Linked DNA regions of Homo sapiens: region 1 is linked to region 2. A link is an interaction called in ENCODE POLR2A ChIA-PET data of the cell type or tissue named here. Cell type or tissue: OCI-LY7. All regions are shown on one strand. Each heading gives the region's core, and the rest is flanking DNA. Links, peaks and the distances in the headings are about the cores only. Region 1 has its middle 8.1 kb from the start of LINC02902. Region 2 has its middle 47 kb from the start of LINC00525.

Region 1 (5,379 bases), core at 221-5,220, 67 kb before region 2:
ATTCCATTAGAAAGAAAGAGGAAAGAAAGAAAGAAAGAGAGAAAGAAAGAAACAAAGGAGGGAAAGGAGGGAAAGAAAGGAAAGAAAGAAGAAAATATAGGCCAGGTGCAGTGGTTCACACCTGTAATCCCAGCACTTTGGGAGGCCGAGGTGGGTGGATCACAAGGTCAGGAGATGGAGACCATCCTGGCTAACACAGTGAAACCCTGTATCTACTAAAAATACAAAAAAATTAGCCAGGTGTGGTGGTGGGCGCCTGTAGTCCCAGCTACTCAGGAGGCTGAGGCAGGAGAATGGCGTGAACCTGGGAGGCGGAGCTTGCAGTGAGCTGAGATGGTGCCACTGCACTCCAGCCTGGGAAACAGAGCGAGACTCCGTCTCAAAAAAAAAAAAAAGAAAAGAAAAGAAAATATAATGCTAGTGTTTCTTCAGGGATGATCTTTTGGACACTTTATTTTCTTCTATTGAACAGATGTTTTCTTGTTTCTTTGCAGGTTTTTTGATTTTTTAAATTGGGCATTCTTAAAAAGTGCCATTTCTCCCAGTCTTTCCAGACTTAGAAAGCCTTCACTAACCAACAACACAAGTTCTATACTTTGGAACCCTCTCAGGGTGAAGGCATAAGGTCCTCTCAGGCCTTTTATGGGCGTGCATCTGCCCTGGGCTTGTGTGTGCTTTTCTCCCCCAATTCCCCCCATTTACTGGCTGCTTTTGAATGTCTTAATTTCCCAAAGAGTCTCACCCCAGCTTCTTTCCAGGGCCTTAGATATCCTATTGTTTTCCTCTGTCTATAACTCCCCCATTCCCATGCATCTACCAGTGTGTAGTCCCATTCCAGCTTTCATGAGCAGTGCCTGCTGCTTCCTGTGGCTCTTCCCAGCCTGTTGTCTAAGTGATTCCACTTTTCTCTGTCTGAGCTCTGAGTTAGGTGAAACACAGACCAGTCCTTCAGGCAACATCTAACATATGTTAGATCATTGCAAATAACATTTTCTCTGCTCCCTCCAGGTTGAAAGATAAAACTGGGAGCTGGTCTGTGGTTCTCTTCACCCATGCCATGCAGGGCAGGGGATAGAGTAAGGGGGGCATGTAAAAATGCCACAAAATTTTCTACTCTTTTGAATGTGGCTTTTTCTTGACTGGACATTTGCTTGGTTGCTGAAGACCTTTGGATGTTTCCCAGAGCTCCTATAAAGTCATTTTATTTTATTTATTTATTTATTTTTGAGACGGAGTTTCACTCTTGTTGCCCAGGCTGGAGTGGAATGGCATGATCTTGGCTCACCGCAAACTCCGTCTCCCGGGTTCAAGCGATTTTCCTGCCTGGGCCTCCCGAGTAGCTGGGATTACAGGCATGCATCACCATGCCCGGCTAATTTTGTATTTTTAGTAGAGAAGGGGTTTCTCCATGTTGGTCAGGCTGGTCTTGAACTCCCGACCTCAGGAAATCTGCCCGCCTTGGCCTCCCAAAGTGCTGGGATTACAGGCTTGAGCCACTGCACCCGGCCTATAAAGTCATTTTAATCAGTCTCTAGATGTTCTTTTCATGTTTGAACGTGAGAACAGGGCCTGGAGTTACCTAGTCTGCCATCTTGCTGACCTCACTCTCTGCTTATGCCTGTTTGAAGTTTTGTTTATATTGTTGTAACCTTAAAGAGTCTTGATGAATACTCTCATTATTTAGGTGATAAAACTCAGAGGTTATAGTGTTTAACGTACACAGCTTAAAAAGTGGATAACTCAGGGACTCAAGCCCAAGACGTCTAAGTCTTCCTCTCTGCGTCCTCTAAAGCAGTGTTTCCAAACTTGGCATTCACACAAATGGCCTGGAGATCTCATTAAAATGCAGATTCTGGCCGGGCGCGGTGGCTCATGCCTGTAATCCCAGCACTTTGGGGGGCTGAAGCAGGTGGATCACCTGAGGTCAGGAGTTCGAGACCAGCCTGACTAACATGGTGAAACCCTGTTTCTACTAAAAAAAAATACAAAAACTAGCTGGGCGTAGTGGCGCCTGTAATCCCAGCTACTCAGGAGGCTGAGGCAGGAGAATCACTTGAAACCAGGAGGCGGAGGTTGTGGTGAGCCGAGATCACACCATTCCACTTCAGCCTGGGTGACAGAGTGAGACTCTGTCTCAAAAATAATAATAAAAAAAAATGAAATGCAGATTCTCTGGTCTAGGGTGGGACCAGAGGTGCTGAATTTCTCACAAGAACCAAAGCGAAGCTGAGGTTGATGGTCTGTAGCCCACAACTTGAGTGCTGGAGAAAATGACAGCCTTAAGACAAGGAAGCAACCAGCTCAAAATGATCTCCTGTCAGTGTCTTCTGGATGTGTAGTTACATACTAGTTTTCCTGTCTTATAGGATTGAGATGTAGAGAAAACTTGATCTAGCAAGGAAGATAAAAAGACTCATAGTGGCACAGGATTTCTAGGCTTTCTTTTCCAGTAATGAAGGTGGCCTGAGTTCAAACGTAAATCCTGGACTTTCCCAAGTCATTCCAAAACTCCAGGCAAAGCTTTGGAATCCCAGAGCACCCCCTCATTAGGAGGGATTTAAGTGGCTTGTACTTTGAAAAGCAAACACTGGAGCCTCTACTCCACACCTGCCTTGCTCAGCTCCCTGAAGGCAGCTGAGCTAAAGTGACTATTGAAGAAGGGTCTCTCCCATGCAATAAGCTCACCAGAGAAGGACAAGGCCTCCCAAAGGAATATATATCCATCTGTAGGTCAATCAGAAAGACAAGGCCTCCCAAACGAATATATATCCATATGTAGGTCAATCAGTCAAGCAAGACTAAAGAAGTACCATGGGGTGAAAGCCACTATAGTCAGTACTGGGAGCTTTCTGCTCCCCTCTGGGGCCATCACTGTACTTCTCTGAGTCAGTGAGCCCAGGATAGTGCATCTGGGCTGTGTTTGTTTCAAGAGTGTGAGAAAATGAGGTTGGAGCAAGGGCCAGGTGAGACTGGGGCAGGGCTGCCAGCTGCCTGCTGAGTCCAGTGCTGCTTTTCTTCTGTGTAGCTGCAGGCCTGCTGATGCAGCAGCGTGGCCCTTGTATGCTCACAGAGCAGGAAGTCACCAAACACAGAGCAAGGGGTCCCTGGGCTGCAGGCTCTGCCAATGTGGTTTCGATTCACTCAAATGTTAAAACATTCTTCCTGTTGATCAGCTAAGTTTGTGGACTGTGCAAAAGGAGTTCGTAACGAGGGCAAGGGATACCAGGAAAGCAGTTGTCATTTCTGCCTTTCTTTCCTGGTTTAGGACCAGGGAACAACAGCAAACAGAAGGGCATGGCCCCATATGACAGAACGAGCCCTGCTGCTTCCTACTGAGGGGCTCCGGGAGGATTCTCCACCCTCCTAGCTCTGCTTTTTCTCATCAGACACTGCGCTCATCAGCAGTGCTCTGCCTGAGTAGACACTTCGTTATCTAGAGGACTTTGGAAATAGGGTGTTAAGACATTTTTGTTAAAGACAAACACCATGTGGGGTGTAAGATTCCAGGTCATGGTCATGTGAGTGTCCATGCCTAACTTGAGTGAACATTAGCTTATGAGAGGGTCTCAGGGCCAGATTCATCTATTGACTTAATAACAGTTGAAGCGAAGGGACATTGATTCAATTATTAATTACTTCACCCTTGACTTAGCATGCGCTATGTTGTCAGCTCTGTGCAAGACACTCAGAGCCCAGAAAACCCAAGTGAAACAAACAAAATAAAAACCCCATCCCTGCTCTGGAAGAGCTCCTAGCCTGGACTATAAACCTGTCTTCATTTCCAGAGACAGCCTTCCTTTCAGGGCCTATGTATGATTGATTTTTTTTATTCCTGCCTTCTGTATTTCATGATCAAAAAACCCTGAAGAATTGTCCTTTTTCTCATGATCAAGAGAGAAGCTGCTCCCTGGCAAGTGGTATCATTCCTTCCCCTGACCCCAGGGAACGTGTTCTAGGGAGTGAAGGAGAGGGGACGGGAGGAGAAGGGATGTACTGTTCAGGTTAATGTCCATTGGCCAGACTGTTTGAGTCTCTAAAATGTTGTTCATTCCACTAAAGTTTCATAAATAGAGAGTCCCAGTAGGCTCTGTGCACATCCTCTAGACAATACCGCACGAAGAAAGAGTAGCTGGTGTGCTTCTGGATTATGAAACAGCAAAACACAAAACAAAACAAAAAAAACAAACAAACACTGAAAACAGAAATGACTACAAATCCATACTTTCCCAGGCAGATCCGTGGAGACCAGAGTTATGGGAAAGCCTCCCAGACATGCTGGGAGGGACTCTCAGTCCCTTCCCTCCCTTTACCCAAGACGGATGTGTGGGTTTAATGTTTCAGTAAGATTTCATCAAACCAAACCACAGGAGATAGATGGGTTTCCATTCCAAGGTTTCTCCTTTATTTTTGTTGAGAAAGTTATACGGAAGTTTAAAAAATATATGTGTCCATATCAGAAGATTGTCACCCAATTCAGAAATAGATTTAGGGTGGCTTGAGATGGTGAGACATTTGGGTTTGGAAAGAAATTGATAAATTATCCACTTCTTTTACCACCCCAGGAAAATAGAAACAGAAAATTATCCAGGCAGGACAGAGAAAACTTTTTGAAATGCTGACTTGAGGGTCCAGCATAAAATATTCTATGTAGTGATTGTTGTTAATCTCTCGGGGTTTTTGCTCCTCTGAAAAGTCAAAAGAAAGGCCTCCCATGCACTCCCTTACCAACAGCCTTCAGTGGTTCCCAAGGGTCTCTCCTGCTGAAAGCCCATAATAGCCCTTGAGAATTATTGAGGAGTATGTTAAAAAAAGATTCTGGGGCCAGGCACAGTGGCTCACGCCTGTAATTCCAGCACTTTAGGAGGCTGAGACGGGAGGATCACGTGAGCCAGGAGTTTGAGACCAGCCTGGGCAACATCTCTACAAAAAAAATACAAAAATTAGCCTAGCATGGTGGCACATCTGTAGTCCTAGCTACAGGGAGGCAGGAGGCTGAGGTGAGAGGATCCCTTGAACCTGGGAGGTCCAGGTTGGAGTGAGCCATGATCACGCTGCAATGGAGTGGAGTGGAACACCACTCAGTCCAGCCTGGGCCACAGAACAAGACCTTGTCTCAAACAAACAAATAAACAAACAAAAAACCCCCAAAACAGATCTGGGCATTGAACCTGGACCCTCTGTATTGCAGTTGCTGAGAGTGGAGCACAGTATTGTGCATTTTTAAGTGGTTCTCCTAAGGTGGCTGTCTCAGTCTAAAAACCTTTAGAACTTTGGGTGTGAATGGTCTCTAGGTGAGTTTGTCTCCTGGTGGGTTTGGTGAGGTGGCTGGGCTACAGCCAGACTGTGCTCTCGAGTCACCAAAGCACCACGACACCTTGG
Region 2 (5,379 bases), core at 111-5,110:
TCTTCGCAAGGTCTATTGCCCAAGCAGTCCTCTTACGAAAGTAACTGGTACTATCTTCCGTGCCTCGGTTTCCCCCACTGTAAAAAGGGCATGCTAATAGCAATCTCCCTCAGAGGTTTCTGTGAGGATTCCACATGCAGCAGAAGCTGTGCTCTTGTTAGATTTCAGCAATGATCATGACTGGCGCAGAGTCGTTGAGGAAGGAGCCTTTGACTTGGTGTACTTGTGTGGGCTTCCATCTAAATGGGTTAAAAAACCCAACCCCCACCCCCACCCCGACCTGACATTTACAACAGCAGTCCATCAGCTCTTCAGGAAGGTGATCTTTCCATGGGCTCTTAACAGGTAAGATTTCACTGCAATAGTCCTAAAATTTTAAAATCTGCTTGCGTTTTTTTTTTTTTAAGTGAGCTATTTGGGGCAGCTAAATACTATCTTTGAGTCACTTTTTCCCATGACAGTCCCGTTCACGGGTCCATTCATTTGACACCAACAAGTCAGAAATGAAATAGGAATATCTGTAACCTATCACCTAGGGATTCACGTCAATATCACATGCAGGTAATTACATTGAAAATTGAGCTTGAGGCATCACAGTTGTCTTCATAAGCATAAAAGCCATAAACGCATTAGGCGACAAGCACTGCGCGCATACTCAGCCCCCCGCGCTCTCTGCTGCTTCTCGGCGCTTCAAGTTGACCTCTCCTGGGAGCAGGACCTTCCAAATGGAGGACTAAGGAAAGAATGTGAGAAGGGCTGGAAAGAGCTGTATTCTAAAATATCTATAAAGTGCCTTGAAAATTGCCAGGAGACATTGCTTGGGAAACCCTGACTTCAATTATGTCCCTACACTTCATAGCAGCTTGACTGCAAACTATCTTGGCTAAATTAAAACCTTCAAAGGAAATTCCTTAAAGTAAACATAAAAAGGTCATCTTTAAATGCACAAGAACTAAAATATTTGAGGTTTAGGAGCCCCAAAGTAGATGATACATCGTATATTGTCAATAGCCCATGGGACGTTTTATTTTAAAAACGCTTCCACTTCAACTTCAAGGGGTACGGGTACAAAGTAGGTAACCTGATAATTCCAAAAAATCCAAAAAGAAAGAAAAAATTTCCCCGTCAACAGCGATCACAGAAGTTCTATTTGAAACACTTAAAAAGATTAATTTAACAATCTTAAAATAACTCATCTAATACTGGTGGTAGTGTGAAGTAGTTATCCTCATGAGTTGCTCACACTGCAATTTGTAGGAGGCATTTTAGAATGCATGTGGCAATATCTGTCCCAAACTATATTTTATTTTCCCTGGCCCAGGAATCAAAATTCTTTTTTTTTTTTTTGAGACGGAGTCTCGCTCTGTCACCCAAGCTGGAGTGCAGTGGCGGGATCTCAGCTCACTGCAAGCTCCGCCTCCTGGGTTCATGTCATTCTCCTGCCTCAGCCTCCTGAGTAGCTGGGACTACAGGCACCCGCTACCACGCTTGGCTAATTTTTTTTTTTTGTATTTTTAGTAGAGACAGAGTTTCACCGTGTTAGCCAGGATGATCTCGATCTCCTGACCTTGTGATCCGCCCTCCTCGGCCTCCCAAAGTGCTGAGATTACAGGCGTGAGGCACCGCGCCTGGCCAGGAATCAAAATTCTAAGAGTCTATCCTAAGGAAATATTTCAAAAGAGGGAACACTTTAGAAGCAGCATAATTCTCCTTGTAGTATTTTATGCTTGAGGAAGAAGACAATCACCTGTAGTAGGGGTTGGCAAACTATGTCCCACAGGCCAAACTGGCCTTCCGGCTGTTTTAGTGAATAAAGTTTTATTAAAACACAGCCACGTTTGGTGGCTCGTTTATGTTTTGTTTTCACACAATCACAGCAGAATCGAGCAGCTGGAACAGAGGCCATGTGGCTCCTAAAGCTGAAAAATATTTACTACCTGGCCTCTTTTGTGGTACTGAGCTTTGAATCCTGAATTATGATATCACTCTATTCATCAAGTTATTCTCTTTATAGCCTTCTGTAAATCTTAAATTTAATCCTAGATATTTCAGATTTTTTTTGCTGTTGTGAGTAGAATACTTATTAAAAATGATATTCTCTTGCTAATATTGAAAAAGCTTTTGATTTCTAAATATTTATATTATAACCGACCACACTCTGAATTCTCTTATTTCATCAATTAAGCTTTACTTGATTCTCTTGATTTTTTTTTTTTTTTTTGAGATGGAGTCTCGCTCTGTTGCCCAGGCTGGAGTGTAGTGACATGATCTCAGGTCATTGCAAGCTCTACCTCCCGGTTTCACGCCGTGCTCCTGCCTCAGCCTCCCGAGTAGCTGAGACTACAAGCGCCCGCCACCACGCTTGGCTAATTTTTTTGTATTTTTAGTAGAGACAGGGTTTTACTGTGTTAGCCAGGATGGTCTCAATCTCCTGACCTCGTGATCCACCTGCCTAGGCCTCCCAAAATGCGGGGATTACAGGCGTGAGCCACTGCGCCCAGCATCTCTTAAGATTTTGTGTAGATATTTTAAATTAGTTTTAAATAATTAGTTTGTAATAATTTTAATTAGTTTATCTGGAAGTAATAAACTAATAGTTTACCCCCTCACTTCCAGTATTTTTCTTTCATCTTCTTATCGTACTGAATCACTTGCTATTTCTAGGTCAGTGTTAGATACCAATAGTGAAGATGAGTACCATTCTGCTAATTTTGAAATAGCCTTGACCTAGTTACTCAGAAGTCAGGAGCCTGAAGCTAGCCCTGAAAATCCTGATTGCAAAGAGTTTTATATTCCCCTGAAGAAATTCCTCCTGATCAGCTCACTCCACACAAGGCAGCTGCACACAGAGCAACTGAGACATCCATGCTCTGAGCAGAGTTCCGGGTCAGCCCTACCTGGGCCACTGGGGAGGAAGCCATGAATTCTTTCTGCTCTCTGATCACTGGGATGTTGGTTCCAATGCTTAAGATTTCCCCCCCAGGCACATAAAGACAGGTGTGAGGAATACAAATTTCAGAAGCTAAATAAACCAAATAAAACATTTTAGTCAAAATATGAGGTAAGCACCCACAGTACGGAGGGTGAAAACATCTGTGCTTTGATAGACAGGTTCTGTTTCTGTCCTATCTCCTAAAATCTCAGTGACACTGGCACGCCTTCTCTGAGTCTCAGTTCTCTCAACTGTAAAATGAGAAATAATACCTAAACTCTAGAGTTCTTGCAAGAATTAGAAATAATTCGTAAGTATGGTTTGTAGGAGATATTGAATATATAATTAGTAAGTATCACATGTAGGAAATATTGAATAAATCCTCATAAAACAGCAGCAATAACCATCAAAACTTTCTCGGCAATTTGAGGAAGTTCCATTGGGTGCTGAAAACACAACTGTCCTTTGAACACAAGGATTGACTGTGGGGGAGATGCTGTGGTCTTGGATGGTTGTCATTTGCATAGTTTCTCTTTCAGGTTTCTTTCCTTCCAGCCATGCAGACCAACATCCAATATGATCACAGCAGATGCAATCTCAGTCTTTACTTAAAGTAAGCTTCCTTTGCTACAGAAAGGCCTAATCTTTTCCATTCATTTTTTGTGGACCACCACAGTGCGACACCCCCACCCCAACCCAAGTAGGCACATGACAATTGTGAAGTAACCAGAGGTCATTGGTTGTGACCCGCGGGTAGCCATTTTGACCCATGAAGGCCCTGCGTGGGGCAGGGCAGGTTACATGTCAACATATACTTCTGGAAAGTGCTTGATCATATGTTCAACTAAGAAACCATTGGCACCTCCTCTCATCCCATGCCTAAGTCCTTTCCTCAGCATGCTCTGTTAGGGAGACCCCACCTATTTTGTCTCTGCCTAACAATCATACATGGGGGCCTAATGTCCCTGGTGTTACAGATTAATGTACAACATTGTCACCCCTGCTAAAGAAGGACTCGCTGGGCTTCCCATCTGTAAACAAGAAGGCAGGGCTTGCATGCATGAAACACAAGGACCCTGGACTTGGTGCAAAGGGCTCTGACTTGGTGCCCGGCTCTCCAGCTGGATCTAGGCCTGTCCTTTAATTTTCATGTCTCAGATGTCTAACCCGAAAAAGGGGAGAGAATTCCAATCATTACTCTGTGTGGAAAAAGTAAAGCGTCTCTTTTTTGATGGGATCTTTATCCATTAATAATTTAGTTGGACTAAATTATTTACATTTAACTTGTTAAAGGTCTATTTATTTATATATTTTTAAATTTTTATTTATTTATTTTTTTGAGATGGAGTTTCTCTCTTGCTGGAGTGCAATGGTGCGATCTGGGCTCACTGCAACCTCTGCCTCCCGAGTTCAAACGATTCTCCTGCCTCAGCCTCATAAGTAACTGGGATTACAGGCACCTGACACGAAGTCCGGCTAATTTTTGTATTTTTAGTAGAGCCGGGGTTTCGCCATGTTGGCCAGGCTGGTCTTGAACTCCTGACCTCAGATGATCTGCCTGCCTCGGCCTCCCAAAGTGCTGGGATTACAGACGTGAGCCACCGCTCCTGGCCCTATTTATTTTTTTAACCTAATGACCTAATAGCACTTAATAAATAAATTTATTGTCTATTGATGATTCCTAATACATAAGCCATTAAAATCCATCCTGGAAGAATGCCAAATATTATTCCGAATTAAAATAGAAAGTAAGAAATATCGGGGTTTGGTGCAGTGGCTCATGCCTGTAATCCCAGCACTTTGGGAGGCTGAGGCAGGTGGATCATGATGTCAGGAGTTTGAGACCAGCCTGGTTAACATGGTGAGACCCGGTCTCTACTAAAGATACCAAAAATTAGCCAGGCATGGTGGCGTGCACCTGTAATCCCAGCTACTCGGGAGGCTGAGGCAGGAGAATCGCTTGAACCCAAGAGGCGGAGATTGCAGTGAGAGGAGATTGCTCCATTGCACTCCAGCCTGGGCGACAGGGCGAGACTCCATATTAAAAAACAAAAACAAAACAAAACAAAACAAATATCAAGCTTTGTAAAAGTGAAAAAAATCCTTGCAACTATTCACAGTTTGTCATATGTGTAGGGGATAAGTATTGAAGTGGGCAAAATATTTTCTCTCCCTTTATTTAATCATCACAATTACTCTACAAGGCAAAAGCAATTAGAACAGTGTCTGGGCCAGAAATAAATCTGTATATCTATGGGAAGTTGATTTTAAATTAGAGCACAAAGACAACTCTTTTTTTCTCAACAAATGGCTCTAGGACAACTGAAATCCACATGCAAAACAGTGAAGCTAGACTCAAACCTCACACCATATACAAAAATCTACTCAAAAATGGATCAATGACCTACACGTAAGAGCTAAAGCTATAAATCTCTTACAACAAAACA

What was found. ChIA-PET counts read pairs that join two places held together with the same protein. Peaks named below come from ENCODE experiments on the same cell type or tissue, not always from the same donor. Only the 100,000 strongest peaks of a DNase experiment are listed, where the experiment ranks them.
Region 1: POLR2A ChIA-PET joins it to region 2 with 5 read pairs; 4 of 35 experiments call an interaction of 5 or more read pairs at or near these places.

What each region holds. Positions count from the first base shown.
Region 1 is chr7:47,644,429-47,649,807 of GRCh38, forward strand. No RefSeq gene overlaps it. Among named protein-coding and RNA genes, the nearest start is that of LINC02902, 8.1 kb to the right of the region's middle. In OCI-LY7, for the core only: no CTCF peak of the experiment used is centred there; a DNase peak (open chromatin) is centred at 3,063; H3K27ac peaks cover 900 bases.
Region 2 is chr7:47,711,981-47,717,359 of GRCh38, forward strand. No RefSeq gene overlaps it. Among named protein-coding and RNA genes, the nearest start is that of LINC00525, 47 kb to the right of the region's middle. RefSeq lists enhancers at 3,219-3,298, 3,851-4,145 and a silencer at 3,851-4,145. In OCI-LY7, for the core only: no CTCF peak of the experiment used is centred there; DNase peaks (open chromatin) are centred at 2,301, 3,021 and 3,431; H3K4me3 peaks cover 1,591 bases; H3K27ac peaks cover 3,695 bases.